Linked DNA regions of Homo sapiens: region 2 is linked to region 1. The links are chromatin loops, found by intact Hi-C in ENCODE. Cell type or tissue: B cell. All regions are shown on one strand. Links, peaks and the distances in the headings refer to the core of each region. The heading gives the core; the rest is flanking DNA. Region 1 overlaps LOC124905979 (a long non-coding RNA gene). Region 2 overlaps TRIM54 (tripartite motif containing 54).

Region 1 (2,911 bases), core at 98-2,597:
TGCCTGGGTTCTCCAAGAGCCTGGGATCCTCCCCGGCCCTCAGACAGCCTCTTCCCCCACAGAGCAAGGCGTTTCGGGGGCTGTGAGGTGAGTTTCCTGAGAGTGAGTGAAAGGAGCGACTTTGGGGATTAACTGTCTTGGACACATCTTCCCTCCAGACGTCTACTTCCCAACCTCTCAATCTTTTTTGCCTCCCTTCCACACTCATTGTTGCGTCCCTTAAATTTATTTCATCGTTTTGTTTTTCTGGATTACCTGCCACAGCCTTTCTGTTCATCTCTCCACAGTCAGACCCGGGATCTGAACCCTGAGCTGACAGAGATGCTGAGAATCTGGCCTTCTGCTGCTCCGAAAGGATTGGGGATGTGGCAGGCCATGCCCGCTTGGGAGGTCAGTTCACCAGGAGCGACTGTCCTCAGTGCCTGTGCCCCCAGACTGAGGAAGAAGGAGATGCTAAGGGTAGCCTTTCATATCACATACAAAGAGCCTGGGAAGATGAGATGGAGGTGAGGAGGAGAGGCATTCAATCCAGAGGGAAAAGGGAAGTAATGCTTATTAAACGCCTACTGTATGCTAAGTACTTTGCTATACACGTATGTGTTACTGATTTAAGGTTGGAGTGGGGCTGAAATTCCCTGTAACTATTGGCCCATGGGATTAAAGACTGTTCTGTCTTGGAAGATAATCATGACTGATGAGCCTCTGAGGACGGAGGGTGAAGATTTTTAAAACTACCCTCAAGCATGAGCCCTAATACCCTCAGCCAACCCAGGTTATGGTGCTTCTCCTAAGGCCATGAATTCCAGCCTGGGGAAGAGCTGGGAACAGCTGGAGAGGCAGAGGATTCCAGGAACGTGAAGCCCTAGCCAGTAACCTCCTGTGGAGAGTGACTTCACCCCCAGGCGGCCAGAGCAGCAGCTGCTGAAAACCGAAAATGCCAGGAAGATCCATCTTCCCCTGCCCCTGGCCACCTCCAGGCTGGCTTCCTCTTCTGCGTGGTCTCTGTCTGGTTTGGCATTTCTCTGCTCCCCAAGTCCTGGATCTTGTGGGATGGCCCGTGGCCACTGTACTACCTGTAAAGGCCTCCAGATGGCGCTTTCAGCTCATCAGTGGTCGCTGCTTTGGCTTACGATGTGAACAGATAAAGCTGAAGGAATGGCAGGTGTGTCCAGGTTACCAGGCCCCAATCCCTGCCCCCAGAGCAGCTCAGGCTCCTCTGCCTCGAGTGCGAGTGAGTGGCCATAGCAGCCTTCTCCCGTCTGGAGCTCCCTGGAGGAAGCTGTCCCTTTCAAGACCAATCTCAGAATTTAGGATAAGGTTGCCAGATACAGCAAATACAAACACAGAATGCCGGGCCAGGCGCGGTGGCTCACGCCTGTAATCCCAGCACTTTGGGAGGCCGAGGCGGGCGGATCACAAGGTCAGGAGATGGAGACCATCCTGGCTAACACGGTGAAACCCCGTCTCTACTAAAAATACAAAAAATTAGCTGGGCGTGGTGGCGGGCGCCTGTAGTCCCAGCTACTCGGGAGACTGAGGCAGGAGAATGGCGTGAACCCGGGAGGCGGAGCTTGCAGTGAGCCGAGATCGTGCCACTGCACTCCAGCCTGGGCGACTGAGCAAGATTCCATCCCATAAAAAAAAAACAAAACAAAACAAAAAAAACAGAATGCCCAGTTAAATGTAAATTTCAGATAAAAAATAATTTTTTAGTTTATGTCCGAATAATGTCTGTGTCATACTTATGCTAAAAATTATTTTTTGTTTTTTTGAAATTCAAATTTAACTAAAGTGTCTTGTCTTTATGTGGCAATTCTAGTTTAGGTTTATTTACAGGAGTTCTCCACCTTCTGTCTAATCCATGCTTATAGAACATCTACCAGGCATGTGTGAGACATGACAACAGGAAGCAAGTGTAGCTCCTGCATTTAGAGGTGAGTTTGAAAAAAGACATGTTGACACACAAGAAAATGTAGGAAGCATGGGATAGTGGAAGAAGTCTGGATTTTGGTGTTGACTTTAAGTTCAAGCTCCACTTCTGATGTTCACTAGCTGTGTTATCTTAGGTAAGTTATTAACCTCTCTGGGCCTCTGTTGTTTATGTGTGGAAATAAGAATAATACCAACCTCTGGCTGGGCGTGGTGGCTCACACCTGTAATCCCAGCACTTTGGGAGGCCGAGGCAGGTGGATCACCTGAGGTCAGGTGTTCAAGACCAGCCTGGCCAATATGGTGAAACCTCTTCTCTACAAAAAAATACAAAAATTAGCCGGGTGTGGTGGTGGGCGCCTGTAATCCCAGCTACTCGGGAGTTTGAGGCAGGAGAATAGCTTGAACCCAGGAGGCAGAGGTTGCAGTGAGCCGAGATCGCACCACTGCACTCTAGCCTGGGCAACAGAGCAAGACTCCATCTCAAAAAATAAAAAAAGGAAGGAATAATACTAACCTCAGAAGGTGACCAAGGAGGTTATAAGAAATTGTATGTATCTCATGCCTGGCTGCCATAGGATCTGAATATATGCTAGTTTTATAAAATAACTACCAGGCCAGGCACGGTGGCTCACGCCTGTAATCCCGCACTTTGAGAGGCCAAGGAGGGCAGATCACCTGAAGCCAGGAGTTCGAGACCAGCCTGACTAACATGGTGAAACCCCGTCTCTACTATTTTTGTAAAAATACAAAAAAGCCGGGCATGGTGGCATGCGCCTGTAATCCCAGCTACTAAGGAGGCTGAGGCAGGAGAATCGCTTGAAGCTAGGAGGCGGAGGTTGCAGTGAGCTGAGATGGTGCCATTGCACTCCATCCTGAGCGACAGAATGAGACTCTGTCTCAAATAATAATAATAATAATAATAATAATAATATATAATTATCATGAGAAAGAGACAACTAAAAGTGTCAGCCATGGTAAC
Region 2 (2,911 bases), core at 282-2,781, 340 kb after region 1:
TAGGCCAGGCGCGGTGGCTCACGCCTGTAATCCCAGTACTTTGGGAGGCCAAAGTGGGTGGATCACGAGGTCAGGAGATCGGGACCATCCTGGCTAACACGGTGAAACCCCATTTCTACTAAAAATACAAAAAACTTAGCCGGGCGTGGTGGCAGGCGCCTGTAGTCCCAGCTACTCGGGAGGCTGAGGCAGAATTGTTTACCTGGGAGGCAGAGCTTGCAGTGAGCCAAGATCGGGCCGCTGCACTCCAGCCTGGGCGACAGAGCGAGACTCCGTCTAAAAATAATAATAATAATAATACCTAAAATAAAATAAGTAAATAAAAATAAAATCAAGCAGATTAAGCCAGGCGTGGTGGCTCATGCCTGTAATCCCAGCACTTTGGGAGGCCAAGGTGAACGGATCACTTAAGGTCAGGAGTTCCAAACCAGCCTGGCCAACATGGTGAAACCCTTTCTCTACTAAAAATACAAAATTAGCTGGGCATGGTGGCAGTCGCCTGTAATCCCAGCTACTCGGGAGGCTGAGGCAGGAGAATCACTTGAACTCCAGAGGCGGAGGTTACAGTGAGCTGAGATTGCGCCATTGCACTCCAGCCTGGGCAAAAAGAGTGAAACTCTGTCTCGAAAATAAAATAAAAGTCAAGCAGATTGGAGTCAAAGTCCTAGCTCTGTGCTTGACTTGGTGTGTCACCTAGGTATGTTACTGGACCTTTGTGGCCCTCACTTTCCTCATGTGTAAAATTAGGGTGAAAATGCCTACTTGTGAAAGTAGCTATAAGGATAAAATTCGATAATGGATGAAAGCAGAGACTTCAGTATGGTGGGTGAGATACTTGCAGGGTCCTCTCTATCACACAACTAGATTCTGTGTAAAACAGAATTTTCAAATTATATTGCTTGGTACATAGAAGCAAAGGAAATCAGTGGGGGTGGGGAGGGGCGAAGAGAAAAGGCGGAGCTGAAAGCAGAACCCTGAGTGGCAAGCACAGAAAAGGCAGCATTTCGCAGAGGACCAGTGCTGGCAATGTCACTGAGCTAGAGAGACCAGACTATTCCTCCAAACCCCTAAAAGGAGGGGTACCTGCAGCTAAGATTCCAGAGACCCGGCTGGGCGCAGTGGCTCACGCCTGTAATCTCAACACTTTGGGAGGCCGAGGCGGGCGGATCACTAGGTCAGGAGTTTGAGACCTGGCCAACATGGTGAAATCCCGTCTCTACTAAAGATACAAAAAATTAGCCGGGCGTGGTTGCAGGCCCTGTAATCCCAGCTACTCGGGAAGCTGAGGCAGGAGAATCGCTTGAACCCAGGAGGCGGAGGTTGCAGTGAGCTGAGATCACGTCATTGCACTCCAGCCTGGGCAACAGGGAGAGACTCCGTCTAAAAAAAAAAAAAAGTTTCCGGAGACCGTAGGTTAAACTAGGATCCTAGGAGCTAAAGCAGTAAATTGCGCCACCTGGCTTTCAACAGAGGCAAATGCAAATACTGCCTAGAGGAAAATATGCACAATTTAGGCCCGTAGGTATTCCCTAGATTAATTAATATCAATAAAATATTAGATCACAATTGAAGGTGCACAGAGAAACGTAATCCATGAGTGAAGTCAGCAGAAACAAAAAATACAGATTTAGGACCCCCCACAAAAGCAACTGAGATATTGGAATTATTAAATAATTGGAAGTCACTATAAATCAAATGCTTTTTAAAAAAAGATGAAAAATTTTAAAAACCAAACAATAATAGAATATCAAAAACCAACCATGTAGCTGGGTGTGGTGGCTCACGCCGGTAATCCCGACACTTTGGGAGGCTGAGGTGGGAGGATCACTTGAGTCCAGGAGTTGGAGACCAACCTGGGGAAATGTTGAAACCCCGTCTACAAAAAAATATAAAAAATTAGCCGGACGTGGTGTCATGCGCCTGTAGTCCCAGCTACCTGGGAGGCTGAGGTGGGAGGATCACCTGAGCCTGGAAGGTCGAGGCTGCAGTGAACTGAGATCGAGCCACTGCACTCCAGCCTTGGTGACAGAGTGAGACCTTGTCTCAAATATATATATATAGATAGATAGATAGATAGATAGATATAGATATACAGATATATATATATATATAGATAGATAGATATAAAACATTCAACAGATGGCTGGGCATGGTGGCTGGAACCTGTAAACCCAGTGACTAGGGAGGCTGAGGCAGGAGGACAAGGCCTGGTGTTCGAGACCAGCCTGGGTGACAGAGCAAGACTCCGTCTCAAAAAAAATTTAAAAAAAAATCAACGAATGAATTGAATGATAGATTTGTCTGAAAACAGAACTAGTGACCAGTATGAGAGGACTGAAAGAAAAACAGAACGTGCAGTTCTGGGAGATGATGAGAAGGCTGAGAGTGAGAAGGTCTAACAGGTCTAATCAGATTCCCAGAATGAGAGGATAAAGAGAATAGAGAAGAGGCAATATTATGCCAATGGATAATCTTGAAGACTTTCTCAGAATCGATGCAAGAAATGAATCTACAGATAAAGTATCTAGCCCAGTGTCTGGTATCTGGTGGATGTTTGGAGACTGTCTGTTCCTTCCCCACTTAGTGGTGGAGGGCTTCTCTCCACCTCCTTCCAGAATCACTAGAATGTGCTTCCGTACCTCTTGATGGTTCAAGCCTTCTAGATTGCTGTAGATGCCCTTATGGGGGGTGAGGTGGAAGGGCCAGCCCTCTCCTAGGCAACCCTGGCTGGGGTGAGGGGTGTAGCTCTAGGCCAGGTCCCAGCTCTGAGTGCTGACCTGTGTGTGTATCAGAGTGAGCTCAGCGATGGCATCGCGATGCTGGTGGCAGGCAATGACCGCGTGCAAGCAGTGATCACACAGATGGAGGAGGTGTGCCAGACTATCGAGGTGAGCCTGGGCTGGAGGGAGGG

The links. Peaks named below come from ENCODE experiments on the same cell type or tissue, not always from the same donor. Only the 100,000 strongest peaks of a DNase experiment are listed, where the experiment ranks them.
Region 2: a loop joins it to region 1, with 21 times the contacts of the local background. A loop is called at or near these places in 13 of 110 quality-filtered maps.

What each region holds. Positions count from the first base shown.
Region 1 is chr2:26,960,808-26,963,718 of GRCh38, forward strand. All of the region lies in intron 1 of LOC124905979 (a long non-coding RNA gene), which reads right to left. Among named protein-coding and RNA genes, the nearest start is that of MAPRE3, 8.4 kb to the right of the region's middle. In B cell, for the core only: CTCF peaks have their summits at 1,071 (motif pointing right) and 1,273; a DNase peak (open chromatin) is centred at 1,094; H3K27me3 peaks cover 299 bases.
Region 2 is chr2:27,302,167-27,305,077 of GRCh38, forward strand. It overlaps TRIM54 (tripartite motif containing 54), which reads left to right. Exons shown (of 9, transcript NM_187841.3): 4 at 2,793-2,888. Among named protein-coding and RNA genes, the nearest start is that of UCN, 4.8 kb to the right of the region's middle. In B cell, for the core only: CTCF peaks have their summits at 1,464 and 1,669; a DNase peak (open chromatin) is centred at 1,435; H3K4me3 peaks cover 411 bases; H3K27ac peaks cover 480 bases; H3K27me3 peaks cover 387 bases.